2 separate regions of the Homo sapiens genome follow, and region 2 is linked to region 1. Evidence: read pairs that join two places in POLR2A ChIA-PET (ENCODE). Cell type or tissue: OCI-LY7. All regions are shown on one strand. Each heading gives the region's core, and the rest is flanking DNA. Links, peaks and the distances in the headings are about the cores only.

Region 1 (15,890 bases), core at 3,354-11,353:
ATAAGCCATCTATTGTCTGCTCATTTAGATGATGAGTACCCTAAGGAAATAGACACAATGTATTTATATTAGAAACCTCAACATTTTCAAGTGCTTGATAGACTAGTTGCTTGGAGATGTTCATTGATTGGGTGGTGTATTTGGTACTTTACATGAAGTCAAGAGCTCTCGAAAGCCAGTACATTATTCTGTTCCCCCAGATTAAGCCTCCCTTCTACCTTGGGTTAGGTCTATCAAACTTGTCTGAGGTCTGTTTTGAAGAAAAAAAGTTTTGAAGAAAGAAAAAGATCATTTGTTTTTGAACCACGAAGAAAGGGAACGTCAGCTCAAAACTCCCCAAAGGCAAATTTGCCATTTAAAACCAGCAGTCACATTCCTGTTTATGAGGTCATCTAAGCACTGCACACTGGAAGTGGGAGCCTCTGTGTATGTGGGAGTGAGCATGGGGCAGAGGAGAAAGCAAGAGGCAGTAAAAGGAACTGTAGGCCGGGAGCAGTGGCTCACGCCTGTAATCCCAGCACTTTGGGAGACTGAGGCAGGTGGCTCACGAGGTCAGGAGTTTGAGACCAGCCTGACCAACATGGTGAAACCCCGTCTCTACCAAAAATACAAAAATTAGCTGGGCGTGGTGGTGCGTGCCGATAGTCCCAGCTACTCTGGAGGCTGAGGCAGGAGATGTGCTTGAACCCGGGAGGCGGACGTTGCAGTGAGGCGAGATTGCGCCACTGCACTCCAGCCTGGGTGACAGAGCGAGACTCTGTCTCAAAAAAAAAAAAAAAAAAAGGAACTGTAGGGGGACAGGCAGCAGCACAATTGCCCCTCTCTGTCAAGGTAATAGCCCTGTGAAGAAACTGCTGCATTTATATAGATTCTGCAGGACAGCCCTGTGTATGAATCAGGAGTGATGCTGACCACCCCACCACGCAAGTAACAGCTGTATTTCTGGTGTGACTGCTAGCCCACCCTCTGTTTGCATGACTCCTTTGCTTTGAAAACTGTTTAGAGCCAGGCGTGGTGGATCATGCCTGTAATCCCAGCACTTTGGGAGGCCGAGGCAGGTGGATCACGAGGTCAGGAGTTCAAGACCAGCCTGACTAACATGGTGAAACCCCGTCTCTACTAAAAATACAAAAAAAATTAGCCAGGCGTGGTGGTGCACGCCTGTAATCGCAGCTACTCAGGAGGCTGAGGTAGGAGAATCGCTTGAACCCAGGAGGCAGAGGTTGCAGTGAGCCGAGATCATGCCACTGCACTCCAGCCTGGGCAACAGAGCAAGACACTTGTCTCAAAAAAAAAAAAAAAAAAGAAAACTGTTTAGAAAAGTACCTTTGCCCAGCCATTTATAGGGTTAAGCCAAGGCTAGGTGAACCAGTTCTTTTAGTAAAAAACTCTGTGGGACATGAAGAATATAAGCAGGGCAGGGGTGAAATGAATAATAATGATGATAAAAAGAGCCAACATTTATGGAAAATTTAATACATACCAGACCAAATGCTAAAAGTGTAACATTCATTTTTTAATCCCTCTAAGACATGCAAAGCAGCTACTTCTAAAGTACAAAGAGGTTAATTAATTTGCTTGATATCATATTGCTACTAGTTGGCATCATGGGGATTTCAGAGCACGGGTTCTAGTATTCCAAGCAACATACATGTGATGGCCATCTTTTCACAAGCAAAATTCAGGATATGGGGCTTAAAATATATCAGCATGCATTGGGCTCAATGAGAATGAACACTTGAAATTAGGATTGTTGAGGAAAATCCTAGCAGTAGAGTCATTGCCCTTAGAAAATTGCCAAAGAAAATTATGGATCATAATTTGTCTGTGTTTGGTTGGCAATTTCTATTCTTGCCTCTTTGGCAATAAGGAAATTATGCTGTTTATATTCAGAGTATGTAATTAGCATCATCCCGACTGACCTATTGGAAGTTAAAAATAGTTTTGCTCAGAGTCCATCTAATCACTGACAAAAGCATTTCCCGATTGACTTGGTAGAGGTTACTGATGATTACACCTATACTTTCCCCTGGCTTTCAAAATGCCATTTAGAGAGGATAAATTGGTTCATAATGAAAGCTCTCACCAATTTTTGAAATGTACATTGAGCATTGATCTTGTCTTTTTCTTTTTTTTTTTTAATAAAGACTGAAATGTATTATTGAGGTACTGGGACATGTGAGGTGAACGGAAAAACATCATGTCTCATGTGGTTACTTCTGATTTTTTTTTTTTTTTTAGACCAAGTCTCACTCTGTCACCCAGGCTGGAGTGCAGTGGCGCAATCTTGGCTCACTGCAACCTCCACCTCCCAGGTTCAAGTGATTCTTCTGCCTCAGCCTTTCAAGTAGCTGGGACTATAGGTGCGCACCACCACTCCTGGCTAATTTTTGTATTTTTGGTAGAGATGGGGTTTCACCATATTGGCCAGGCTGGTCTTGAACTCCTGACCTTGTGATCTGCCCACCTCAGCTTTTTCAAAGTGCTGGCATTACAGGAGTGAGCCACCGTGCCCGGCCTTACTTCTTTCTGTTTTTTTAACTCTTGGATCAGATTTTACAAAGGAATGATATGTAAACAACACACATTTTAAGCCTATTTGCAGGGTTGACTTCAGATGTGGAGGTGGAGTAGGCAGATGATTGACTAGTGTGATCTGAGAGTTTTGAAAAACTATTTCTATTGTTACCCTGACACTCTGAAACTGTGGCCAATTGGCTAAACTCCTGCATATAAAAGAAATGGAGTTGTTTGGGCTAAAATATGGAGGAAAGAGTGGGAGATTTATGCCCTACTATCTTGGTTTCTTTTTGGAACTTCTATCTGTACCCTTTGAAAATCATTGCTGGCCAACACTGAAGAAGTGGTTAACTCTGCGTGAGTAAGCAATCACCACCTGGCTACTGGGCCAATTGATTTTGACCTAGAGGAAAGTTTTCATAGAACGGTAATGTTTGATAGGAAGGAAGAATGGCCTTTACTGACTACCTATTACATGGCAGACACTACAGGTGTTTTATAGATGTTGGTCATTTAAAACCCCTAATAGGTCTGTGTGGTAGTGATTGGGATGGAAGGAGACTGAAGAATAGGAAGAACAGTAGCTGAAATCCTGAGTGAGATCTCTCTGTGAACAGATTTCAGTGACCTACTTTGAGCTCCTAAGTCCACATCCGGATCTAACATCTCACCACTTCAGTGGTGAAGAAGGAAGATCTGGGGATTCCTATTGTAATTTTTCAGTAGCAATTTGTATAACTTTATAGCGAGTAAGCAGTGGAGCCAGAATTTATACCAATATTCATTATATCAGGTCTCCTAACCATAAAAGCCACATCTCTTTCCTCTTATATGGGGAGGAAGTATTATGTAAGATGAGAGGTTAAAACGTGGGCTGACAAGCCACATTGCCTGGTTTCTGATCCTTACTCTACCACTATGGCTACTTGTGAGATCTTGAATGAACTACTCAATCTCAGTATGCCTGTCTCCTCAAAGGTAAATGTAGAGAGGGATACTCCGTGTTTAGCAGCTATCTCACAGGTCTTTAATACATGTAATGAGCTTGGTATACAATAAGCCTTCAATAAGTTGAGCTTTTGTCACTAATTGTTATTGTGATCAAACTGAGAGGCTATTCCTCTGTCCAGTTCTGAAACAGGGCTGAGCTGGAGATCATGGCTGGCTACCAAGGCAAAGGGCACAGGCTTCTTGGTCAGTGGTTAAAAAGGGAACATTGATGCTGAAAACAAGCCTTGCCCATTTCAGTATTTTGCCTTGAAGTGGTCCTAGAGAACTACACTCTCTAAGCCCTGAGGTTTCTCAACAATAAATAGTAAGCATTGGTAGAGCTTATTCTTAAAATTATTATTATATGAAGAGAGATCTAAAGGTCTAAAGGTAGGCTAACAAGTTCCATGTAAGTGATGCCAGACATTTCGGTTCTGATGAACTGAAGTTGATTTTAGTAGACACTCATGTAGTTCAATTGATTATGGAGTGGATTGAGTTCTATTTCTTAAGGAGACAGAAGACAAGCTGCTGAATGATTTTTATCCCACTATCCCCTGAAATACAATATATTTTTCAGCCTCTTTCTCAATGAAAAGGAAAGTGCCTCCTCTTTTCCTTTATTTTCCCTTATTTTATTTTGTCTGGAGGTGACAGGGGGTTACAAATTACAGACCTCAACTGAGTGCTGTGGCTCACCCTGAAATCCCAGCACTTTGGGAGGCCGAGGCTGAAGGATGGTTTGAGGCCAGGAGTTCACAATCAGGTGGGCAACGTAGACCCTGTCTCTACAGAATTAAAAAAAATTAGCTAGGTGTGGTGGTGTGCACCTGTGGTCCCAGCTACTTGGGAGGGTGAGTCAGCAGGATTGCTTGAGCCCAGGAGTTTGAAGTTGCAATGAGCTGTGATTGCACCACTGCACGCCAGCCTGGGTGACAGAGCAAGACTCTGTCTCTTTAAAAAAGAAAAAAAAAATAGGCTGGGCATGGTGGCTCACACCTGTAACCTCAGCACTTTGAGAGGATGAGGTGGGCAGATCACTTGAGCTCAGGAGTTTGAGACCAGCCTGGACAATGTGGCAAAACCCTGTCTCTACAAAAAATACAAAAATTAGCCAGGTGTGGTGGTGTGTGCCTGTTGTCCCATCTACTCTGGAGGCTGAGGTGGGAGGATCACTTGAGCCCAGCAGGTCAAGGCTGCAGTAGGCTATAATTGTGCCACTGCACTCCAGCCTGGGGTACAGAGTGAGACTCTGTCTCAAAGAAAATAGTAGTAATAAAAGAAATAAATTACAGACCTCAGTATTCTGTATAATTTGTGAAGCTTTACTATTTTTCAGTTTTAACTGACTGAAGAGTCCTTGCTTTAAATGGAGATACAAGGAAAATATAGCATATGGAACCTTTGTTAAACAGTTACCCACGTGTAACAGTTTAAAAATTCTTTAGAGAATAATATTAATTACAGTTATAAAAGCACAGTGGAATATAATGACTAATATGTGGAATTAATCCACTATCTATGAGCCATTACTATAACTTACTATGTTAGGTACTAAGGATACAATCATGAGTAAGATTTAATCTCTGCCCTTGAAGAGTTCATAGCGTAGTGGGAGAAAAAAGAAGTTGCAAAAAAGAACAACAAAAGTGTAATAGTAAAATGTACCAAGTGCTAGCATAGGCAACAACTCTTTCTGGCAAAACTTGTTAAAGCATTACAAAAGAGAACCTTACTAGTTAAGAGTTCTGTAAAATGATCACAAATGATTGACTACTATATATCCAGTGGTGTGGGGATGTGGGGGTTCTATTTCTTAAGAAGACAGAAGACAAGCTGCTGAATGACATTTCGGTTCTGATGAACTGAAGCTCATTTTAGTAGACACCCATGTAGTTCAATTGATTATGCAGTGGATTGAGTTCACTCTCATATATATGAGAGGCATATTTATATATATCCATATATACGTGGTCATTTTTGGAAGCTAGAAAAATGTCAAATTAGTGGGAAGTATGGCAGTGAATTCCCAATTATGCCTATGCAGATAAACTACCCTATGGCACTTGGGCATGGCTCTCTCCATCCCATCTTAAAATCCGCGGACATCTCAGTTCTCCCTCTTGCCATCCACCCATTCCTGAATCAGGCTACCAGTACAGGGGAGGGCCTAGCTCTGCCTTCATAAGTTTGCTAATATGGGCATATAGAAATCCTATTTTCCATTTGATTATATACACTAGTGATAACTTCCATTACCACAAAATATTAGCATGCTGGATAGCAGCTGTTAACACGTTTTCAGCAACCGGTAAACTGAGGTAGCAGTTGCTATTAGGTGTGGAAGGAAACAGAGGCCACACATACATGATGGAAAGGAGGTTACATTCAGGAAGAGAGGAATTGGTCAGATGTAGTCAAAGGGTCTTCCTGCCCTATGCCGCAGAGGTATCATTTAGGTATCATAGAATGACAGGCTCCGGAGAGCCTCAGACTGCAAAAACTTTAAAAATTGTACATGAGTATGTGTGCTGATGTACATATGTGTGTATGCATGTGTATACGTGTGCTTATGTGTGTATACATATGTATGCATGAGTGTATTTGTGCATCTCTATGTGTGTATGAATGTGTGTATGTGTGCATATGTGTGTGTGTGTGTGTGATACCAGGCAGGTTGGAAAGTAAGTGGAAGACTTCTCATACTCCTCATGGGCTCTGCCTCTCCCCACCCCCACATCCCCACACCACCAACAGACAAAAACAGAAATCATGTTTTGCGACCTGAGATTGCTTTCGAAAGTTTGTAGCTCTTCGAGGACATTCCAGTGGGACCCTCATTGGTTCCCTGCAGGATGGTGGATTTTCTGTCAGCCGCCCCCCAACCCCCACCAGGTTCCTGAGTCCGTCCCTCGCCTGCAGCTGCCGCTCTGCAGAGGCGGGCCGGCCCGGGCAGGCTCGGCCCGTGGCGCACGCGGCCCGCGGGCTGGAGTCAGCCCGTGGTGCGGGCGAGAGGGCAGGGGCGGGGAGAAGCCATGCCTCCAGCTGCAGAGGTTGCACACAGCTGGCATGATCGCGGTCACCTGCGCGGCGCCGGTGCCCTTGCGCTCGCGTTGCCCGGCCCGCGGCCGCGGACTTTGCGGCGGGAGCGCGGCGCGGTGAAGCACCGGCGCGGAGGGCGCCCGGCGTAGGCGGCGGCGGGTGTGGGCCGAGCCGGTATTTATAGCTCCGTGACAGCAGCAGCGGCAGCGACGCCGCCGGCCCGTCTCGCCGCGCTTCCCAGCGAGGCCGCCGGCGCGCCGAGGGCTGTGCTCGACCGCGAATCCCGTGTGCAGTCGCCCCGCGCCCCGCGCGACCCTTCGGGTGAGTACGTGGGCCCGGGCGTTGGGCGAGCCTCCCCAGCCGTTCGGTCCAGCCGCAGCGGAGCCCTCCCGGCCCTGCCGCCCGTGTCCCGGCTGCCACCTCGTCACTGCCCGCGAGTGCGGAAGCAGCCGCGGAACCCCGGCCCGGCCCCCGAATTCTCCGGCGCCTCTGCTCCTGCCTTCCTGGGGATGGCAGCCAAAGAGGCAGGGTGAAGTGTCAAGGAGGGAGGGGGGACGCGCCAGCCCTCTGGCTAAGGGCAGAGGAGACTCCCGGGCGAAAGGCTCTTGGTGGGAGTCCTCAAACTCCCGGCTCCAGTGTGTGTGCAGAGATACGGCGGGAGAGCAGACCTTGAACTTTCCTTGCTTCAGCGATTCCTAGCCTAGGAACTGAGTAAAAGCCCTATTTTTCTTAATTAAATTAACAGGTTGCAGTTCGTAGGTGTTGTTCTTGGGAAAAAAACAAAGACTTGGGTGTTTGGGTGTTTGCTAACTTCATCGTGACTAAATAAAACTATTTTTTTTCATTCCTATTTTTGAAAATGCCACAGGCCCACAAGTGTGTTCTACCCTCTGTGGAACAATGAAGTATGTGTATGTGTGTGTGGGTGTGCGTGTGTGAGAGAGAGAGAGACACGGGAGTAAACATCACATGCTTATCAGGAACCAAAAAGGAAAAAAAATGAGTAAAAGTATGTTGAATATAAGGGTATGTATTGCCCCCAATTATAAATGATGTATTGTCTGAAATCCAAGGAAGGACTTCTAGGAAGCTACAGGGTTTTGTTTTGGCTTCAGAAACAAGGTCTTCCAATTTATTGAATATAAAAGTAGTTGAATCCCTGTAAACCCCATTTTTTTTTGTAAAGTATTGACATTTGACCATGGATATACTTTCTTTTATCCCCCAAGTCTTTATAGTTTAAAAGTAATTATGGATTTTGACATTTTGTCTCAGGCATTTATCCCTCCTATTCCACCCTCCATCTGATCCGTGTGATGAGAAACTGGCTCTTGTCAGTTTTATCTAAGTTTCTTTAAGCTGTCATTAAAAAATAAACTTTTCACATGAATTCTATTTAATTCATTAAATGTGTTTTTCTTTGGCATTGTGTTTGGAATATGATCATGGCAATTTCTTTTCTTTTCTTTAATTTCTGTCTTTCTTTCTTTCATGGAGTCGGGCTCTGTCGCTCAGGCTGGAGTGCAGTGCCATGATTTCCAGCTCACTGCAACCTCCGCCTCCCGGGTTCAAGGGATTCTCCTGCCTCGGCCTCCTGAGTAGCTGGGATTACAGGCGCGCGCCACCATGCCTGGCTAATTTTTGTATTTTTAGTAGAGATGGGGTTTCACCATGTTGGTCAGGCTGGTCTCGAACTCTTGACTTCGTGATCCGCCCGCCTTGGCCTCCAGAAATGCGGACATTACAGGTGTGAGCCACTGCTCCGGGCTGGCAATTCCTTATTGCAAACAAATCACTGAAAAGGAGGTCTAAACATTTTTAAAGGATATAGTAGTGATTATATTTTAATTTTATAATGTGCTCCGGCTCATAAATATTTTGCCATTTCAATGGAGAGTTTTCTCTGTTCAGAGGACCCCTAGACCTACTTTGCTTTTGGAGTTGCTGTTTTAAAAACTTGCATTGATTAAGCAATTTGTTTACCCAAGGACTGCAGGATAGGAACAAGGGAAGAAAAATCACTTAAAGGTTGAGACAATGTGAAGAGAAAATCTAGGAAGTGATTTATAGATGTAAACCTCTAAATTAGCTAAGGTACCACAAATATTATCCTGGAATCTATCAGAACCACTTATGGTGGTTTTATTGATTGACTTAAAAGGTTGCTTTTTATTTAAAAGCCCCTGTGGTCTTTTGTATTAGACTAAAAGTAAGAAGTTCTAACTTTATTTCTGTTATTATTGCTATTTGTGTTTTTTTTTTAACCTGTATTAGGCACTTGCATTATGTAAAATGCTATGTATAATCTTTTCCTGCCTTTTTATCTAACAATTTAAGATAATGTACTCAGACCTGTCATTACCTCAGGACTGGTCTGTGTGTATGTGTACATATGTGTGTGTGTGAGACCAGGTAGGTTGGAAAGTAAGTATAAGACTTTTCATACCCCTTGTGGGCTCTGCCTCTCCCCACCCCCACATCCCCATACCACTAATAGACAAAAACAGAAATGATGTTTTGCCACCTGAGATTGCTTTTGAAAGTTTGTAGCTCTTTGAGGACATTCCATATATTTGGTTTTTCACCTTTCTTCCATTTATCCTTTTGCAGATTTGGATATGTATTATCCAGACTCTACTCTCTCTGGAATGGAGTCTTCCAGTTTTTTTTTTTTTTTTTTCCCTCACCCAGGCTGGTCTGTTACGTGTTATCCATACATCTGTTTATTCATTTATTCATCCATCAGCAAATATCTATAGAGGGCCTACTAGATTCAAGTCATCACTTAGTACTTACTCTTACTTCCTTCCCATTGGAATTTTATTCTGTGTTTTATACTTCACACAATGGTAACTAAGAGTAATAACTTTGGGGTTATATAGAGGTAGTCGTGCCTGTTTCTGTCAGCTGGTAGCTTTATGACCCTGGACAGATCATAACCTCTCTGAATTTCTGTTTCTTCACTGGTAAATCCAAATGGCAGGTATCAGGAATAATTGAGAGAATACATGGATAGTGATTTCCAAGAGCCCAACCCCTAAAAGCACTAAAAAGTGTTAATTACAAGTTTGCTGTCTATATCTACTGCATCCCTCTTCATCTCAGGAAATGCATTTTCCATCTCAGGAAATGCATTTTCTATCTCAGGAAATGGCAGTTCCATTCTGGATTTTGCCTAGGTCACATCTACATCCAATGTATTAGTAAATTTTATTAGTTATTTTTGAATGTGTCCAGAACCAGAGTTGTTTAAACTGCCTTAATTTCTCTCTGCTTGGTCCAAGTTGCTGCATCTTTGGCAACGGCTTCCTCAGTAGCTTCCCTGCTTCTGTTCCTTGCCCTCCTTTCTTACAAAATATTTTCAACCAGGAAACAGACAGGCCTTTCTGTCATATAAGTCAGATTGTGTCCCTCCTCTGCTTCCTGTCCCACTCAGGGTGAAAGCCCACATACGAGGGCTTCAAGGCCTGCTCATGATCAGATGCTACCTTCTGTACCTAATCTCTTTCATACTCCCCTGCACCTGCTCCCCATCCAGTCATACTGCCCTCCTTAACGATCCTTAATTTGCTCTAAATGTGCACCCAACAATGGCCTTTCCAAGTTTTGTTCCCTCTATCTGGATCACACTTTCCCTAGATAGCTGCTGTCTTCTCTCCCTTCTTTCATGCCTGTCTTCTAATGTCACCTTATAATGAGGTCTTCAACTTCCCTCACACCTGACACTCCCTGTTAACTTTTCCTTGCTTTAATTTTCTCTTTGAACTTTCTTAAATACTGTGTTTAGTTTTTATCTGTTTAATATCTGTTTCCCTCAAAGAAACTATCAGATGCATGGCAACAGGACTTTGTCTGGTAGTTACCCTAGCACATAGGCCAGTGCCTGGCAAAAAATAGGCAACTGGTAAATGTTGAACAAATGAATGAATGAATGTTATTATGGAATTAACAAATCTGTACATCATCACTTTTATATGATGATCAGCACTCTTTTGCTCTGAAACTTTTGATAATTCTCTATTTTCAGTAAAATACAGACCAACACTTTTGGATAATCTTTGTTGGACTGGCTCCAAATTATCCTTAACTCTCACAGGATAACCCCAAGCACCCAGTGTTCCAGCCACACAGAACTAGTGATACATCTCTACATCAGCCCCAGGCGGTTTCCTTTGTGCCTTTGCACAAAATAGAAGTACTGTGATTTTTTTTTTTAATATCAGATGGCTTTATTTTTCTAACTAACGTAAAGGGTAAGATTTTAGAATTTATGTCCTTGTGTGTGGAAGGCATTGCATGGAGTGTTGAAGCCAGGTGGCTTGGATTTAAATTGTGGCTCTGATATAAATTAATTTTGTTATTCTTTACAAGGTACGGAACTCTAAGTCTCTGTTGCAATATTTGTAAAATGAGGAAAATAATATTTTCTTCATTGGGTTGCTATGAAATTTAAGAGATGCTTGTAAAGCTCATCAGCATAGTATCTGGTATATAGTATGTGCTTAATAAATGTTAGCCTTAGAAATATTAATTTAACACCTCGTGCTGAAATGAGAGGGAGTTGAGGGGGGGTGCATTAGTATTGTTACTGGCCACGTCATCAATGCAGTCCTTGGACTCCACTGCTTCTCTTCGCTTTGTTTGCCTTAGCGGAAGTTGAATGGCAGGTTGCTCCACCTTCTCATCTCACCTAAACAATGAGGGAGCTTCTCTTTGTGAGTGTACCACTCAGCTCATCCAGTAGATGCCTACTGATCACCCAGTATGAGCCCAGTATTGTGCTGTGCCCTGGCAGTAAACAGCCACTTCTCTGAGGAGCTTATGATCAAGTGAGGGAGACAAACACATACATAGATAATTTCACTATAGTGAGCCAGGAGCTAAGATAAAAGCTCATTCTCATCTGTGGTTATAGAAATGAATTTTTAAAAATGGAAAGGTTTTGCAGACTATGTGCCCTGTGTAACATAGTCCATTTGAACAGCCTCAAGCCTGCATTTAAATTAACAGTAGATACACCAAATGATCATACTGATTGTAAAGATGTTTTATGTGCACTACAGAGGTGAAAACAGTTTTGGTTCTCTGGATAATATTGGGGTACCTAAGGAACTAGAAAGTAGGGCTGAGAGGACTAGGCAAACATTTGCAGCCTGTGTACGAAGTCATGAAGTGAGGATAAGCAGAGGTTTAATTCAAATTATTATGTAAGGGTTTGAAATTTGGGACCCTCTAGAAGATATCACTTCAACTTCAGAATTATGAGGCAAGAATAAATTCCAGCCAGCTTAAATGATCAATAATGGAGTCCTGTTTTGTTCTGCTAGTTGAAATTGTTAGTGGAAATAAAGAATGAGCTGTAAGCATGATGGGAAATATCTTACTGGAAGAAACACTTCCAGCTTTGTGGTATATTAGAAAGATTAAGGGCTAGGTGTAAGTCTGGATTCAAATCCTGATGTTTCCACTTGTTATATAAATTAAACAGGCAGCAACTGCTCTGAGCCTTTGTTTTCTTCCCTGTAATGTGGCAGTGATAGTAGCATTCATGGCATTACTGTGGTAATTAAATAAGATCATGTACTAGTGCAGGATTATTGCTCAATGCTATAGTTCTCTTCCCTAAATAATATAAATGCTGGAGAGAAACAGCTGTCTCAGAAATTTTTTGAATGTTCTAATTTAACTTGAGCATGTGGACATTACATAGCCCACGAAGCAAGTTTCCGAACTTAAAAACAACAAGAAAATAAGTATGTGCTAGCCTCCAAAATGCGTGTATTTAAAAAAAGAGTCAAGATTATATGTATTGGAATTGATCTGGCCGTCTGCAGGAAATGGTGATCAGGCCCTGGAGTCAGCCTCAGAGGCTCAGATCACAGCTCTTCTGAGAGGTGACTTTGGGCCAGTTACAAAGTCCATGTGAGCCTCAGTTTCCTCTCTGTAAAATGAAGTGATAGGAATGATAATAATGGTATTTCAGTAGTATTTCTAAATCCTACTGCCTTAATTCTGTGTGTTCATGGTGGGAGGGGAGGTGGTGATAGCAACCATATCAGAATTCTTCACTGGCGAAAGAAGCAACAGCAGCCTGTAATAACAGCTTCTTAAATAATACTCCTTTCTAGTTCTGATGGGCATATGGGAACTATTTCTTTTTCATGACTCACTGGTGACCAGTGATGAATTTTTTTTGTAGTGGTGGTCTGTGGACACTTCCAAAACTGTTGTGTGAAATCGAGTTCAAAACCAACCTATTCTGGCATTCTTACACATTGAATATCATGAAAACACATAAAAGTTCATTTTTTTTGTTCTTCACTACTTGCTCTGCTCTCTTTGATGTGAGAGTCACACATATAAGTTTCTGCTGCTATAGCAGGTGATGAGCCTCATACTGAAAAATATGAAAACAAAAACAAGACTCTTGAGGTAGTCACCATTCCTAGGTGGTCCAAGCTACAGCCCCTGGGGACAGATTTCAGAGTGTTCACAAAGATAACAAGGGACTTAAAATTGCTTAGAAGGCTTATGAATCCAGGGCACAGTCACTATTTGCTTGGCTGAATTCTATTGCCAATGTTTATATTGCCAATGTTTATATTGCTTTTGTAAAATAGTCATGACAAGTCCTCATTAACTAAGATTGTGGGTTGAATTGGCATTCGTCAGCCCAGAATATTGGATTGGGACTCAGGAGCCTTGGAGGCTATCTCAGATCTTCCATTGACTTACTTCAGGCTTGTGGCATGGTCTTTGTGATTTCAGTCATGTATAAAGTGAGAATATTTATTAATGGATACTCCCCCCACCAAGTGTTCAGGGTTTATAAAGGATTCTTTCTCAACACACACACACACACACACGTGCACGCACACACACAATTTTTTTTTATGCATTAGAAGTAGATATATTACAGAGTTATTATAATTGTGTCTGGAGAAGAACATGTCTCCAGAAGACATTTAAGGGATGGCATCCCTGGGACTGGGACCTGGGCCTGCTCTCTAGGCAAGGAAGGTGCAAGGAGTTGATCTGGCTGTCTGCAGAGAATGGTGATCAGCACCTGGAGTCAGCCTCAGAGATTCAGATCAGAGCTCTCCTGCTAGGTGACTTTGGGCAAGTTACAAAATCTGTGTCAGCCCCAATTTCCACCCTGTAAAATGAAGTGACAGGAATGATAATAACAGTATTTCAGGGGGTTGTTATGACAAAAATGATACAATGATACACGCAGACATCCAGCACAGAGCCTGGCATGCAAACTGCTGTAGGCTTTGTAAAGGACCCTCTTCCCCCTCTTCCCCCTCTTCCCTTTCTGAATTCTAACTAAACTGGGAGAGAAGAAAAATGAATTGGCAGATGGCAGTCAAATTTTTGTCTGTATTATTTTTGATATCTAAGATTTAATCAGTGTTATTGCTGAAAAACAGACATAGTTTAGTCTGAGAGCCAAATGGGCTCACAAAGTCCAAACCCCAGAATTAGATAGACATAATCATCCACTTACAAGCCCTGGTGGACCCAGACAGATCTCTTCATGTGGAAGTTACAGCTTGTGTTCTTTATGGGCAGGCCGGTTCCCAAAGAGGGGAGAAGGAGGAGCTAAGCAAGACTTTGGAGGTGGGCCTGAACATTTTCATTTTAAGACAGCTATGTACTTCCAGTGCACATATTCAGGTTAGGACCTACTACTGTGGGCATATTACATATTTTGCAGTGCTCTGTGCCTTTGGATGTGCCGTAGCCACTGCCTAGAGTGGCTTGCCTTCTATCTGTCCCTTCTTCACTAGTAAAAAAATTCTACTAATCCTCCAACCTTAAACTTGGGGATATCCTTTGTGAAATCTTCCTCTTTATTCTCATTCACCCAATGCAAAGTTGCCCAGTCCTTTCTGTGGGCTACTACTCTACTGTAGACTTAGCTATTTCATAGAACTTACTCTCTATTGAAATTATTTGATAACTAGGCTGTGAACATTTTAATAAAAGTTTATTCACCTGTATACATTTGTCAATGTTTAGAAGAAGATCTGAAAGTAATTACACCAAATTCATAAGCAATCATAACTCTGAGGAGAGGGATTTGGGCAGAGGAGAGAATATTGTTTAACTTTTGTTAATATATGCTCATTTTACCTCTATATTGTTTTGATTTTGTAATAATCAAAAAGAGGAGGCCGAGTATGGTGGCTCACACCTGTAATCCCAGCACTTTGGGAACTTTAGGTGGGCAGATCATTTGAGCCCAGAAGCTCAAGACCAACATGGAGAAACCCTGTCTCTACAGAAAATACAAAAGTTAACCAGGCGTGGTGGCACATGCCTGTGGCCACAGCTACTGGGGAGGCTGAGGTGGGAGGATCACTTGAGCCCAGGAGGTGGAGGCTGCAATGAGCCATGGTTGTGCCACCTCTGCATTTCCGCCTGGGAGGGCCTCTACATGTCATCTTGGTCACCATCCCAATTTTGGACAGTGTTCTGCCCTCTCACATCCCATTGTCTCCCCATACTCTTTCATTGTTTTTCTTTCCTAAGTCCCCAGATGATCAGAGGTATGATTAGATGTTAGGGAAGGGACAGTATTCGCTTTCCTCATTCTCAGACTTGTCTTGGAGCCATGAGTAGGAACAGGTATCATCTTTTCCAAATACATTTTTATGGAACTGTTATAAACCTGAACTGATAAAAAGAAGAAAGCCATTACTTGTTTTCCTCCTCTAACCCTATCTATCTTTTCTTATACAGGTAAACTACGAACTGGGAGTTCTGAAGAATGGGTAAAGACTTTCGTTACTATTTCCAGCATCCCTGGTCTCGCATGATTGTGGCTTACTTGGTGATCTTCTTTAACTTCTTAATATTTGCGGAGGACCCAGTTTCTCATAGCCAAACAGAAGCCAATGTTATTGTTGTTGGAAACTGTTTTTCATTTGTTACAAATAAATACCCTAGAGGAGTTGGCTGGAGGATTTTGAAGGTGCTTCTATGGCTACTTGCCATTCTCACAGGACTAATAGCTGGCAAATTTCTGTTCCATCAGCGTTTGTTTGGTAAGTACCATGACCCATGAAATGTAATATCACTAATTATTTAATTTCTATTCTCCAAGATACAACTTTGCTATTTCTAAGTGCCAATGTAGGAGGCATTTTAGTTTGTCCTCCTGCCTTAAGTTGTTATGCATGGTTGTAACTGGGTTCTTCAACTACTCTCTGTTAATGGTTTACTTTTCCTACTGTCTAAGGAAAATTAGCACGAGGTAAAATTAGTACCAAACTTCATTAAAAAAAAATAGCATTAGGCCAGGTGTGGTGGCTCACGCCAGTAATCCCACC
Region 2 (15,890 bases), core at 4,707-12,706, 60 kb after region 1:
ACTGGGTGTGGAAGGAAAGGGGCTGTGGCTGTAAGAGTAAATTATGTGGCTGCAGGTGAGACCATTTGTTTGTTTCATAGTGAGGATCAAAATAGCAGTTACAGATCCCTTCTTTCTGTGCTATGCTGTGGAAGCTAAGATGGCTCTATGTGTTTTTGTATAGCTGGTGTGCCAAAGTTAGCCTCTATTTGGGGCAAATCTGTAGAAGAGAAGTAAAGCAAAAGAGATTCTATAGTATAATACAAAAGTCTAGGTGCAGAAAAACTAAGTTCAGATGTTGGTTGTGCCACTTACTAGATGTGTAACCTTAAATAATTTACTTTCTCCGAACATCACCAGTTTCATATCTGAGAGATAGGCATAATACCTACCTCACAGTATTGTTTCAAGGATTAAAGAAAATACAAAATGCCAAACCCTCCACATTGTACTTCATATATTCTAAAGGCTCAGTAAAGACTAATTTACTATTCTGTATGTGATTCTATGTAGTATGAATAATCCTTTCCCATATCTTATTGATCAGATATGCCATCCATTAGCCATACAACTATTTTATAATTATGTGCTCTTTGTTAGTAGGGGTTTGCATCATCAGTGCGAATGAATTGCTTATGGAAAAGCAATTGTGAACTCATGCCCCATGGATAATGAATGGAGAGAAGTTAGGGGATATTTATTGAGCCCTTATTGTGTACTTTTGTGCACATTAGTTTTCTTTTTTTTTTTTTTTTTTTTTTGAGATGGAGTCTTGCTCTATCACCCAGGCTGGAGTGCAGTGGCATGATCTCGGCTCACTGCAAGCTCCGCCTCTCGGGTTCACGCCATTCTCCTGCCTCAGCCTCCCGAGTAGCTGGGACTACAGGTGCCTGCCACCACACCTGGCTAATTTTTTTGTATTTTTAGTAGAGACGGGGTTTCACCACGTTAGCCAGGATGGTCTCGATCTCCTGACCTCGTGATCCGCCCACCTCGGCCTCCCAAAGTGCTGGGATTACAGGTGTGAGCCACCATGCCTTGCCACATTAGTTAATTATTACAACAACTTAATGAGATAGATACTATTACAATTTTTTTAAATCATGAAGAAACTGAGGATCAGAGATTAAGTTGCCCAAGGTAATGTTGATCAGCGGTCCCCAACCTTTTTGGCACCGGGGTGGGTTTTGTGGAAGACAGTTTTTTCAGTGACCAGGGTTAGGGGAGCAGGAGATGGTTGCAGGATGAAACTTGCACTTTAGATCCTCAGGCGTTGGATTCTTTTTTTTTTTTTTGAGATGGAGTTTTGCTCTTGTCACCCAAGCTGGAGTGCAATGGCATGATCTTGGCTCACTGCAACCTCCGCCTCCCGGGTACAAGCAATTCTCCTGCCTCAGCCTCATGAGTAGCTGGGATTACAGGCGTCTGCCACCATGCCTGGCTAATTTTTGTATTTTTAGTAAAGACGGGGTTTCACCATGTTGGCCAGGCAGGTCTTGAACTCCTGACCTCAAGTTATCCACCTGCTTTGGCCTCCCAAAGTGCTGGGATTATAGGTGTGAGCCACCGAGCCTGGCCTGGATTCTTAAAAGGAGCACACAACCTAGATCCCTCGCATGTGCAGTTCACAATAGGGTTCACACTCTTATGAGAATCTAATGCTGCCACTGATCTGACAGGAGGTGGAGCCCAGGCAGTAATGCTTGCTCTCCAGCCACTCATCTGCTGCGCAGTCCAGTTCCTAACAGGCCATGGACCTGTACCAGTCTGCGACCCAGAGGTTGGGGACCCCAATGTAGATAATAAATGGTGTGGTTGAAATAGTTTTGTTTGAAAGTAGGATTTATCTTTTTTTTTACTTTCTAATGTCGCATTTACTTATAAATAAGAGAACTGTTGAGGGACAGACTATAACCACTTTGCTGAAACTATGAAAAAAGCAAGACATAGATTTTGTTTATATTTAATTCTTAAAACAATGGGTGATTCTTGCATCTTTCTTGCAGGTTCATTGGGTAGCAGTCTCTGAGAAGGAGGTGCAGGAAGTTCAATGGGGAGTGGTCTTGGGAAGGGAAGAAGGCAGAGCAGGATAAGACAGAGGCACCAGTTCGGTTGCAATATAGTCACAACAGGGTCCCTATGAGCACCACACAGGGAGCTCTGAAACTAGAATAGTCCTTCAGAGTAGGCCTGAGTGGGATGAGAGCTTGGGCTTTTATACAGTTGAGAGTTGAGATCAGTCAGCTGACAATCTTCCCAGCAGCTTGGAAAATCAGTCATTTGGTCTTAAAAGGGGTATTTGGGAAGTGCCACCCAGTATTCATGACATGTTCTATAATATGTAACTCATAAAAAGGAGAGAAGTGACATTTAATGTAGGAATATAGATTTATTTTTAGTGTTCTCTTTTTGAAGCAGTTATAAAATAAATAGAAATTTAATTTTTGGTATTTTCCTTTCAAATGTTAACAATTCTTTTTGCAACTTCTGGGTTAGGTTGACATCGTACTTTGGTCTGGACTGTAAGACCGTTAGTGAAAATCTGTCAATAAATCTCACCCCATGCAGTGTAAAAGTACCTTTTCTCTCTTCATTCAAATGAGAATCGTTTAGATGTCCTGTCATTCTAGATGGGTTTTGAAGACAAAAGTAGCATCTTTCTTTTTCATCAGATTTTAGGGCTAGAGAAAGAATTTATCCAAGGGATATTTTCTCTTCTTTTTTGTTTTTTTTTGTTTTTGTTTTTGAGACGGAGTTTTGCTCGTCACCCAGGCTGGAGTGTAGTGGTGCAATCTCGGCTCACTGCAACCTCCGCCTCCTGGGTTCAAGGGATTCTCCTGTCTCAGCCTCCCGAGTAACTGGGATTACAGGCATCCGCCACCACACCCGGCTAGTTTTTGTATTTTCAGTAGAGACGGGGTTTCACCATCTTGGCCAGGCTGGTCTTGAACTCCTGACCTCGTGATCCACCAGCCTCAGCCTCCCAAAGTGCTGGGATTACAGGTGTGAGCCACTGCGCCCAGCCCCAAGGGATATTTTCTTATGAATACTTTTAAAGAAGACATTGATTTGTCTCAGTTCACTTAGATGTCATGTTATATATATTCTAAAAGTATTTTAAAAATTCATCTGACTTTTTTTTTTCTAAAGAGGAAATCTCGGCAGAAAAACAGTACTTATTTTTGTTACTTTCTTATTGATTCCTAATGATTTCCCCAGAGGTGGTCATGCATGTGGAGGGCCATCCTCCTCCACACCCACTAGCTTCTTACTTTACTGACAGATATGATACAATCATCTTTGATGTGTCTCAATTCTATTCCTCCACATTTCAGGATTTATCTACTTTTAAAATAATGGCCCTTCCTTTTCCCTTACCATTTGACGAGTATTTGTTGAGTGCATACCATGTGTTAGGTATTCTTCAAGGTGCATGGAATATGCCAGTGAACAAAACACACAGAAGTACCTGTCCTCATTGAGCTTACAGTCTTAACTTTTCCAGATTCTGTTTCTGTTCTTAAGGCATCTTCTAACATTTCTTTTGGGAAATACCTCTTGAATTTTTTTTTTTTTTTTTTTTTTTGAGATGGAGTCTCACCCTGTCACCCAGGCTGGAGTGCAGTGGCGTGATCTCAGCTCACTGCAAGCTCCGCCTCCCAGGTTCATGCCATTCTCCTGCCTCAGCCTCCCCAGTAGCTGGGACTACAGGCACCCACCACCATGCCCGGCTAATTTTTTTTAGTAGAGACAGGGTTTCACCATGTCAGTCAGGATGGTCTCGATCCCCTGACCTCATGATCCACCCGCCTTGGCCTCCCAAAGTGCTGGGATTACAGGCATGAGCCACTGCGCCCAGCCAGAAATACCTCTTGAATTTTTAAGCTTTCTAACTGCTTTCTAGAAAACACTCATATCCTCTTATTTTATATAATTTTCTCCTTATCAGGCTACCCTAAAACTACCATACTCATATTTTTTTCCTCTATTGTTTTAAAGTAGTCTGCACTTACTCTCAGCTTCCTTAGTTCTCTATTATTCCTTAACCTCTTGTGATCCAATGTCTTTCATTAGAAGTTTGCAAAACTGTCCCGTGGAAAATATACTTTAAAAAAATCCATTTTTTTTGCCTCCACTGCTACACTGTCAATATCTCTCTCTTGGACCATTGCAATAGCCTTTTTCCAAACTGGCCTCTTTGTCAATAATTAGTCATCAAATCTACCTTATAAGCTGCTGTCAAAATACTCCTGGTATCAGGAGGTCAAGACTACCCCTAGTTTTAATGACTCATGAGGAGAATTCACAGGCCTCAGCATATATTAGGACTCATGGCTGGGATTTATTATGGAGAAAGAATCTAAAAGAAAGTCAACTAAGGGAAAAGGTGCGTGGGGCAAAATCCTGGGGAAATTAGGCACAAACTTCCAGAATTGTTTCCCAGTGAAGGCACACAAGACACACTTAATTCCCTCAGCAAGGGATTGTGACAACACATAGGAAATGTTGCCAACCAGGAAAACTTGTTAGAGACTCATTGGCCAGGGTTCTTATTGGGTGCTGGTCTTGTGGGCACCCTCTGCTTGGCATGTTACCAAATTCCAGGCTCCCAGAAGGAAAGCAGGTGTTCAGGGTAAGCCATATCGTTTATATAAACATTTTAGGCATAATGAACCAGGCTTTTAAATTATGGAATGATAGGAACCTTCCCCAAATCCAAGTTCCCAGATGCCAGCCAAGGGCCAACTTTGCAAGCAGGCTTTTCTAAGGACAGCAATTTAGGCCTGCTATGTTAACTATTTTCTGTACACTCTTCCTAAAGTGTAGCTCTAATCTAACTTCCTTCTTTCCTTCTGGAAATTCCAGAGATATTTATTGGAAATCTGCAATGTATCAGCCACTATTTTAGATACTGGGGCTACAGTGATAAACAAAATAGATAAAATCCTGTCATGTTTTGATCTATAAGAGAAGATAGACTATAAAGAGATAAATGAAAAATGAATAGTAAATGTCAGATGGTAGTCAAGATTATGAAATAAAGCAGTTTAAGGGGAAAAGAACAAGGGATGGGGTAGGCACTATTTTAGATAAGGTCATCAGGGAGGCTTGTCTGAAAAGGTGAGATTTTATCATAGACTTAAGGGAATGTCTAGGCAGAAGGAATAGCAAGTGAAAAGCCCAGAGGTGAAATGAGCTGGATATGATGTTCCAGAAACAGCAAGAAGGACAGCGTAGCTGGAGTGCAGTGTGGAAGGTAGAGCATGGAAGGAGATGAATTTGGTAAAATAGGCAACAAACAGATTATGTTGGCTCTTTTAGGAAGCCACGATAAGGAGTTTGGATTTTATTCTAAGTATAATGTAAAATTCTCAAAGCATTTTGAACAGGAAGGGACATGACCTAATTTATATTTTTAATTGATTATATTAGTTGCTGTGTCAAAAACGAACTGTAAGAGAACAAGAATGGAAGCACAGAGACAAATCAAATGCTTTTCTAGAAGTCTTAAGACATCATGGAGGCTTGGACTAGGGTGAGAGCAGTGAAGAGGCGAGGATATTATGACACTTTAGTGCTTAAAAACTTAAATCACTCAGTTGGCTACAGTATGTAGTTCAGATACCTTCAAGGCATTTTTTGAAACCAAGTTTCAGTCTTGCACTTATTCCCACTAAAAATTTCTCAAAATTCTGCCTTTTTCAGTGCATATTTAAATCAACCTAAATCTCTGTCCATTACTTAGATATTCTAGACTTTCTTACCTCCATGATTCATTATATACTCAATTCTCTTTGTGAAAAATCACAATCTCCTTTAGCCATTTTTTCCATCCAAATGTTACCTGTTCTTCAAAACCACCTTTTCATGAACCTTTCCCTATTCTCTACTTTGAAATTAATTTTTCTTCTGTTATCCCATATATTTCACTTATCTATTACTGCCTAAAACCCTAACCCAGACTTACTGGTTTAGAATATCAATTTTACCTTGCTTGTGATTTTGTGGGTTAGAAATACATGAAGGACTCGGGTGCGTGACTCATCAGCTGAAGTAGCTGGGACTAGAGGATCAATTTTCAAGAAGGCTTATTCACTCACAAGTTTGGCACCTCAGTGCTTCTTGGCCTTTCTCCACCTCTGCATGGTACCTCATCCTTCTGAGCTTTGGCTTTTCTCAGCATGACAACTTCTTAAAGCCATCAGGAGACCAAGATGGAAGCTGCCATTCCTCTTAAAGGCCAGGTCTGGAACTGACATACCAATACTTCCATGGTACTGTATTGGTCACTGAAATCACAGGCCAGCTCAGATTCAAGAGTGGAAAGAAAGTCTCTGCTCATTGCCAAGAGCATGGCATGGACATACAGGGAGAGAAGAAATTAATGGCAGCCACCTTGGGGACAGCTACCAAAGCATACTCCCTTACTCACATTTCCATTTTCAAGGTGTTGGTTGGTATTAAATGTATTTTCACAGATGTCTCATCTTCCTTATTAAATTGTAAATTCTTTGAGGGAGAGAATGGTGGCTGGTTCATTTTTGCATCCCTAGTGTCACATTACAGATTTTCTTTTTCTTTCTTTTTTTTAAAATTTAACTTTTAAGTTTGGGGGTACATATGCAGGATGTGCATGTTTGTTACATAGGTAAACATGTGTCATGGGGGTTGGTTGTACAGATTATTTCATCACCCAGGTATTAAGCCTGGAACGTACTAGTTATAGTTCCTCCTTCTCTCCCTCCCACCCTCCACCCTCCAATAGGCCCCAGTGTATACTGCTACCCTCTGTGTAAGTCTGTGTGTTCTCATCATTTAGCTCCCACCTAGAATTCGTGGTATTTGGTTTTCTGTTCCTGCATTAGTTTGCTAAGGATAATGGCCCCCAGCTCTATTCATGTCCCTGCAAAGGACTTGATCTCATTCTTTTTGTGGCTGCATAGTATTCCATGGTGTGTATGTACATTTTCTTTATCCCGTCTGTCATTGATGGACATTCTGGTTGATTCCACATCTTTGCTGTTGACATCACAGATTTTCAATGCCCTTTTTTTTTAAATAGAATTTATGTGGCAATATTCTTAGAAAATATATACAGAAATAAAAACTAACTCAGTTGAACACATAATTATTGCATATGTACTAAGTTCAATGGGTTTATTAATTGTGAGGATTGAACATTTTGCTTTTTTTAACTTTTATTTTAAGTTCAGGGCTATAAGTGGAGATTTGTTACATAAGTAAACTTGTGTCATGGGGGTTTGTTGTGCAGATTATTTCATCACCCATTATTAAGCCTAGTATCCATTAGTTATTTTTCCTGATTCTCTTCCTCCTCCCACTCTCCACTCTCCAAAAGACCTTAGTGTGGTGGGCTGTTCCTTTTTATGTGTCGATGTGTTCTCATCCTTTAGCTCCTGCTTGTCAATAACAACATGAGGTGTTTGGTTTTGTGTTCCTGTGTAAGTTTGCTAAGGATAATGGCCTTCATCTCTATCCATGTCTTTGCAAAGGACATGATCTTGTTCTTTTTTATGGCTGCATAGTGTTCTGTGGTGTATATGTGCCACATTTTCTTTATCCAGTCTATCACTGACGCGCATTTAGGTTGATTCTGTGGCTTTGCTATTGTGAATAGTGCAGCAATGAACATATGCGTGCATGTGTCTTGTTATATTTGAATAGTTTTACAGTTTATAAATGAATTAAAGCCATTATACATTTACTGGGCAAAGTTCTGTGATGGGTGCTGTGGGGAATACAAAGGTGAATGACACCATCTTCAATACAACATTATTTAATTCACATATCAAAACAACTGTCTGAAGTGGTGGAGAAAATTTGCCAGTCTCATGTTATACATGAGAAATGGTCAAGGAAACTTTTATCAGATCTGGTGCTACAATTTAGTCTCTTTGTTTCCAGGGCAGTGATATTCCGTACACCATGCTAAAGGTCCATGCTAATGCTAATGCTAATGCTTAGTTTATGTTAAGGCCCTTCATAATATGTCCTTAAACTTACCCTTCCTTTTATGTCTCAATAGTCTTCAAGTACTGAATATTGTTATTTTCTAAACAGGCTCAAAACATTCTCATAATTTTGCTGATGAAGGCTGTAAGACTCAGCAAATCTGCAATTTCATTTTCTCCTGCCTGCTTTATTCTAGCCACACTGGCAGCTGGTTAGATGGGATGGTGCCCATTCAGATTGAGGGTGGGTCTGCCTTTCCCAGTCCTCTGACTCAAATGTCAGTCTCCTTTGGCAGCACCCTTAAAGACACACCCAAGAACAATACTTTGCATCCTTCAATCCAACCAAGTTGACACATAGTATTGACCATCACAATATTTAATAATAAAATACTAACATTAATTGAGCTCCTACCTTGCAGCAATAGTGTATGAGGCACTGGAGATATAAAGGTTCGTGGGAAATATTCCTTACCCTCAGGAGGTTCTCAGACTATCAGTGGAGACAGTGTCTTCTAGATTGTGCCTTCTCCTTCCCAATCTCCCTGTTTCCATCTCTTATTAAAATCTTAGTCATTTTTCAGAGCTCAGCAAAAATATCACCTCTTCTATAAAGTCATTTGTGTTTCCTCTAGTCATCTGATCACTTTTATATGGCAGTTACATTGTTCATAGTTTGTTGTTATGTGGTTGTCCTCAACTTGCTTTGTCTCCTACTCTGCTGACATTTGGGAAGACGCAACATTTGAGTTCAGTCTATAGCACCTTGTACAGGGTAGGCAACCCCATGTTTTTGAACATTGGATTCATTGTAACAGTCACTTCTAGGTTGCCTGAAATAAACACATTTTTTTTTTTGTGGTCCACACTTCCTATACATGCTTTTGACATTTTTTCTCAGGCCATGGCCTTTGCTGGAGGCTTTGTTGGCCATGGTTATAGCATGTGACTCCTCCCTCACTACAGTTGACTGGATAGGAATGTGCACATAATCCAAGGCTGGTGAACTCAATTGCTGACCCACAGCTTATCATTTTATCATATTTTCTAATCAGTTTGCATTAATATGAGGAGGTTTCAGTTTATGGTGGGTGTTTGCCCTATAATTTAATATATTTTTGTGTCAGGCAACCGTATTGGTCTGTGTGCAAGAAGAGGAAGCTGCTCAAGAGAACAAATAGAGAAGATGAGATTCATCATATAAACTTCGAGAGAATGACTAGACCTAGTTGCCTGAGTCAAGTGCCTATAAGACAACTTTTTCTTTCTCTGTGAGATTGCCTCTCTGATTATTAAGTAAATTCTCCCTCACTTGAACTATATTGAGTGTTCTTTTGCAACCCCAAATGCTTTGAATAAAACATTGCCACATTCAGTCTTCTCAGTCTACATTTTCCTCAGTCTCTCACCATATTCTTAAACTTCTGCCGAGAGCTGCTTTCTTGAAATGTTTCCTTGGACTTTTGTGGTACTGAATTATTTCAATTCTTTTCTTACCTATCAGTTCCATCTATACTTTCCTTTTGTAACCATTCTTTTTTTTTTTTTTTTTGAGACAGAGTCTCACATTGTCACCTGGGCTGGGGTACAATGGCATGATCTTGGCTCACTGCAACTTCCGCCTCCTGGGTTCAAGTGATTCTCCTGCCTCAGTCTCCTGAGTAGCTGGGACTACAGGCATGCACCACCATGGCCCAGCTAATTTTTGTATTTTTAGTAGAGATGGGGTTTCACCATGTTGGCCAGGATGGTGTCTCCATCTCTTGAACTCGTGATCCGCCCGCCTCAGCCTCCCAAAGTGTTGGAATTATAGGCGTGAGCCACCGCGCCTGGACTTTTCTTTTTTTAGAGACAGAGTCTTGCTCTGTTTCCCAGGCTGGAGTGCAGTGGCATGTTATTGGCTCACTGTTGCCTCTGCCTCCTGGGTTCAAGCCATTCTCCTGCCTCAGCCTCCTGGGTAGCTGGACCACAGGCGCGTGCCACCATGCCCAGCTAATTTTTGTATTTTTTTTTTGCAGAGGTGAGGTGTCACCATGTTGGCCAGGCTGGTCTCAAACTCCTGACCTCAAGTGATCCACTCCAGCTTTGGCCTTCCAAAATGCTGGGATTACAGGCATGAGCCATTGTGCCTGGCCTTTGCCTTCATTTTCTTTGTCCATGCTTTTTCTCTCATGACCCTTGTCTAATTCCCATGGCGTCGGCTGTCAAGGCTATGAATGTGACTAATATACTGCACACACATGCACATGCGCACACACACACACACGCACGCACACACACACACACACACACACCGATTTCCTTCAGTTTTAGCTTCTCTCCTAATTTCTGCTCTTTACTTATTGGCATCTGAAACTTAACAGCTCAAAACAGAATTCCTCATCTTTCCCTCCAGATGAGTTTGTAGATTTGGGATGATGTTTGAAGTACTTCTTCACTCTTAATCCTATGAATCTGAGTTCTTGTGACTTTATTTCCTGTTAATGGTGTAATTTTTCTCTTAGTAATCTAGCTAGACATATGAATGCCCTTTTAGGTATTTTAGTGTCAAGCTGGACTTTCAGGATATATTGTGATTAATATATATTATTAATAATATATATTAATTAATAATATATTAATAATTAATAATACACTTCAGGACATATTGTGATTAATAATGATTAATAGACCCTTTCTATTAAGAATAGGTTAATAATAGACCCTACTTGAACCTCACATTTCTAGATCTATTCTAGATCTGGCTGTGGGATGGGAGGCTGTTTTCATCTCATCTGTAATCCACTTTAGATATCTAGGATACAGGAAAAAAGTGCCTTCAGTGTTCCAGGAGTGAGTTAATCTCATTGACCTATTATAGTGTCCCCTGCACAGTTTTCCATGGCTGAGAGCAGCATGTGATGTCGGTGTTAAATAACTTACTTCACAATGTACAACACAGTAGTTAGTTGTACTGTAATAGGGTGCTTCTCTTACATGATACTTTCTTGAAATTCAACTCCTGAACTGATTCATTAGCATTTGCAACAGAACCGGAGAGTCTAAGAAGATCTACCGAAAGTAGGATTGGCTCTGAGACAAAAGTGGCCCCATAAGTTGTTGAAAAAGTAACCGATCTGACAGACTTGAGAACTTCCAGATTCTTACTTCAGCCAAGAAAGACAGCGGTCATTTTCTAGCTGGGATGGAGCAGCTGTCCGTCAGTGGATTTCTGTCGAATATATGTTATAGGCAGATAACCAAGTGTTAAGGCAAGATCAGAAAGATCTTGAGAATGCAGCCCCTGCCCTTGCACAAGAACCTTTCATACTGCTGAGAATTCAATACAAGTCCTAATCTAACCACATGAAAGTAGCTGTTTTCTGTAGATTCATATTGCTTGAAGTCTGATCCTAAATATGTTTAATTACAAAACCCAAAATATTTTTCTTAGCTGCAATTGAAAGCAGCCTATTAGCAATGAACTTTGTAAGGTAGTGAAAGTTGGATTATCTAGGGCTCCTTTTACTGAAAATCTTTACTGATGAGTACTGTTTATAAACCACAGTGACAATTTATGTTGATAATTTGTAAAAGATTCTGAACTTTCTTCATCGTTAAAAATATAAACTTATTTTTAGTATGTGGTTGGGGGTTTTATTGTATGTACAATGTAAAACATTGGTAGTTCATATATTCATTTTTAAGTGGCAATAATAACCAGCCTCCTATCATGATCATTCTGAAGAAACAGTAGTTTGCCATATTGTGAATTCTGCATATTGGAGTCCTGGGGAGTTGTGCTTTGTTTCCTCAGTAAGCCACTTCAATTAACAGAAGATCTTTGAAATTCATTTCAGGTGTGTTTCCCTAAATTTTTATTTTTTTCAAATGAGAATGTACACAAGTTACTAACTTTTAGCAATTATAAAAAAGACTACTATTTATTGAGCACCTGCCCAATACCCACCACAGTGCAAAGTACTTTACATACATTCTCTTTAATTGTCCTCTTTTGAACTGGCAGGATCTTTAGTCCTAAGTAGTGTATTAGAAAGAAGATGAGCTTTGGAAGCAGACAGAGCTGGATTTGCCACTACCTAGATATGTGACCTTGTGCTTTTCTTCTCTCTGAAGAGGTTTATAATAAAGATTTATATATATTCATTTTATTCTCATGTGTATTACTATGAAGTGGGACAAAATTGGTAAGCATTCAGTGAGTGTTCACACCATCCATGATCATTTCCTGCTAATGGTTTATAATTGAAGGTGGTTTATAATCGAAGGTAAGTTTTAAAGTTTGGAGCCCACTCACAACTCATTTCTCAGCTTATTCTCAAATCTGATCCTCCAAACTACAGTAAAAATCTACTGGTGGGATTAGACCGCTGGAGTTTGCTGCAGCATATTGTATTTAAATAGGGTCCTTGCATATAGGGTTTTTTGGTTTATTTGCTTGCTAACTTTTGCCTTAACATCTGCTTTAGAGATCTGCTGGGACAGTGTTCTGAGGATGGGGGCAGTCATTACCCAGAGGTAGTTTAGGAAGTTACAGCAGCGACCACTGCTTTTTGGAAAATTACCCATTAATTTATTAAGGAATTAAAAAGAAATCAATTAGATTTTTCTTTATTATACTTGAAGAAACTCTCATGCCCTTAAATTATCTTACATTCTCGGCTGGGCACGGTGGCTCACACCTGTAATCCCAGCATTTTGGGAGGCCGAGGCGGGTGGATCACAAGGTCAGGAGTTCGAGATCAGCCTGGCCAATATGGTGAAACTCTGTCTCTACTAAAAATACAAAAATTGGCCAGGTGTGGTTGCACATGCCTGTAATCCCAGCTACTTGGGAGGCTGAGGAAGGAGAATCGCTTGAACCAAGGAGATGGAGTTTGCAGTGAGCTGAGATCGCGCCACTGTACTCCAGCCTGGGCGACAGAGTGAGACTTTGTCTCAAAAAAAAAAAAAATTATTTTACATTCTCTTCAATTCTTTCTTTTTGGGGGAGGGGTTATTTAAAGAGCAATGCATGTTAAGTATAGAACATTTGGAAACTACAGAACAGAGAGAGAGAGAGGAAGGAAGAAAAGAAAAGAAGAGGAAGAACAATGAAAAAGGAAAAGAAAATTAAAATCACCTACTATTCGAAGACTCTTGACTAACCAGAGCACAATTTATTTTCTGGATTTCCCTGATTTCATTAAGTATTATAGCCCATCATATAGATAGTTGTACTGTGATTTATTGAATCAACCTTCATTGCTTACTTAGGTTGTTTCTATTTTTCTTTTGATATAAATGAAACATTTTTGTATATAAATCTTTGAATAAATGTCTAATTTTTTTGGAAAGACTCCTAGAAAGAGAATTATTGGGTCAAAATGAGTCGACTTTTAAGAAAGCTCTGGAAACAAATTGTGCAAAGGCTTTCTGAAAAGAATGAAACAAGTTATGTTTCTGCTAGTAGCATATGAGAGTTATTTTTCTCCAGATGCTTTCTTTTTCAACAATAGATCATTCATTTGCCCCGTTTTTTGTTTGTTTGTTTTTGGTTTTTTTTGTTTTTGAGACGGAGTCTTGCTCTGTTGCCCAGGCTGGAGTGCAGTAGCGTAATCTCGGCTCACTGCAACCTCCGCCTCCTGGGTTCAAGCCATTCTTCTGCCTCAGCCTCCTGAGTAGCTGGGATTATAGGCATGTGCCACCAAGCCCAGCTAATTTTTGTGTTTTTAGTAAGAGACGGGGTTTCACTATGTTGTCCAGGCTGGTCTTGAACTCCTGACCTCAAGTGATCCACCATCTCAGCCTCCCAAATTGCTGGGATTACAGGCGTGAGCCATCACACCTGGCTGGTGCTGTTTAACTTATTTACATGTGTCATTTTCCTCAACAAGAAAATTATAAAGTGAAACTGCTAGTGTACACAATAGAGCAGAGCATCACAGCGCTACTAACCAACTTTTTAGGATTACGAAGAATAGATGAAGCACCTGAAGGCATTTTTAAGGTCTCTATTTCAAAAAGAAAGGAAGTAAAATATATGTATTCCATGAAATTATGAATCTGTTTGCCTAATGTTTTTTTCAAGAGCCTGGGAGAGAATGGGATTTAGTATTCAGTAAATATTGTACCATTTCTTATAACAATATACAAAATTTACATTTTGTGGTCTATTCTGTGGTGATAATGGTGGCATATTACATAGAGAAAATGATAATGTTAACATTTTATGGATTTGGGAAGACATTTGCTTACTCAACCTACATAAATTTTATAGGTTTATAAATCTGTGAAAATACGCTGTTTGATCAATTGTGCATTCTGTTAGTGAATTTACAACTGGTTGTCTTATATTGCAAAGCAGAGTCACACCTGACGGTGTTAACTGGAACAGAAGTGATCTAGGGAACCTGGAAGTTGGAACTAGACATGTCCTTGAGTGAGGGAGGCTGGAGATGGGTTGGGACCAAGGCATAACTATAGACACTGGGGGAAAGATTATTTCAGGAAGATACTTTATGGTATCCAGAGAGCTGACATAATGGTTTTATCAGAACAAAGGCCCAGGCACAGAAGGAAATGAGCAAGGGACCCAGTTACCACATCTAGAGGATCAGCTGGGACTTGATTTCAGGAAAACAAGACAGAAGCCTGTTGTTAGAACTTTGCCAAAGAGTCAGTTTTCAGAATTGAACTAATAGCAAGGTTGACTTGATATCTAGTGCTCTACATTGAGCTAAAGTTCCCTTCTCGTGAGGATGCTGTTGGTCCAAAGCCTGAGATAAGATTGAACATCCAGGAAAGCTTAAGTGGCTTCCACTGTGGGGAGACAAGGGATAGGGGTAGGAGGGTATTGGAACCAGACAGACCATGGTAGTATCACCCAAAGGTGACTATTAATGTTTTAGAAGTAAGAGGGATACATGATGACCCAGAGGAGCCAGTCCTAGATTCAGTGCTATTTAACACTTCCATTTAATGGATAGATTAGAGAACAAGCCATTAGTTACTCAAATGGCATCAAGTAAAAATAGTTACTTGCATATTAGTAAATAAGATTTCAGCATAATCTTAAAAAACTGGATAACTGATTAAAACCCAAGAGTAGCTTAACAAGGACAAAAGCACAACAGTACCTAAATAGAAAAAAAAAATGCTGCAAGTAAATTATTTTTCCTAAAATTATAGATCAAAAAATGGAAGACCTTTATTTTCTGGTTGACCTTTTCTGGAAAACTCATGAGGTATTGATGGAATTTTTAAACTGTGACATTAGTAACTTTACTCTTCCCAGTTTTAAAGTTTTCTGAAATTTACTTGATTTTCTAGAGTCCAGTTATGCTTAGAAAAAGAATAAAATATTATCAGACCTCTCTTGGTGCTACTTGATATATACTTTTCAGAAGAAGTATTGTATATATTTTTTGGGTACAAGTCAAGAAAAGTGGATGCCATGAAATTATGAAAAGTATAATCTGATTTTTCTAGTGTGCTGGATGGGAAAAGGTCACTAAGCACTACTATTCACTGCTTCTGCTGGTGTTTTAATAAAAACTTTTCTAAGAAATCGAGTGTTGAGGATATAAAATCAATTGAGTCCAAGAGGGACTTATTGAATATAGAATAAAGAAAAATACAGATTAAGGGACATTAGAATGAGTCATCTCACATAAAAAATGGGATATCAGTACAGCAGAACATTTTGTTAGAATGATTTTTATGTGTTGCATTAATAATTTACATTCAATTTCATTTAAAACTGGTTAGAATATTTGAAAAATATCTACTGAAGTTGGCAGCTTTCTTTTTAGATAAAGATAAAATGAAGAGGCAGGTGATAAAGGAGCATTTATAGCCTAAGATGTGGGTTTAGGGGAACTCTGACATTAAAGAAAATGTTAAAATGTTTGATATGTCTGCACTTTACAAGAGAGTTTCTGCTAGTGAGCTCTTTCT

What was found. Peaks named below come from ENCODE experiments on the same cell type or tissue, not always from the same donor. Only the 100,000 strongest peaks of a DNase experiment are listed, where the experiment ranks them.
Region 2: POLR2A ChIA-PET joins it to region 1 with 9 read pairs; 3 of 35 experiments call an interaction of 5 or more read pairs at or near these places.

The regions. Positions count from the first base shown.
Region 1 is chr12:43,829,324-43,845,213 of GRCh38, forward strand. It overlaps TMEM117 (transmembrane protein 117), which reads left to right and starts at 6,758. Exons shown (of 8, transcript NM_032256.3): 1 at 6,758-6,873; 2 at 15,301-15,605. The coding sequence starts at 15,329. RefSeq lists silencers at 6,433-6,542, 6,573-7,012, 6,999-7,231. In OCI-LY7, for the core only: no CTCF peak of the experiment used is centred there; a DNase peak (open chromatin) is centred at 6,888; H3K4me3 peaks cover 1,745 bases; H3K27ac peaks cover 620 bases.
Region 2 is chr12:43,887,826-43,903,715 of GRCh38, forward strand. All of the region lies in intron 2 of TMEM117 (transmembrane protein 117), which reads left to right. Among named protein-coding and RNA genes, the nearest start is that of TMEM117, 60 kb to the left of the region's middle. RefSeq lists an enhancer at 11,581-12,309. In OCI-LY7, for the core only: no CTCF peak of the experiment used is centred there; no DNase peak of the experiment used is centred there.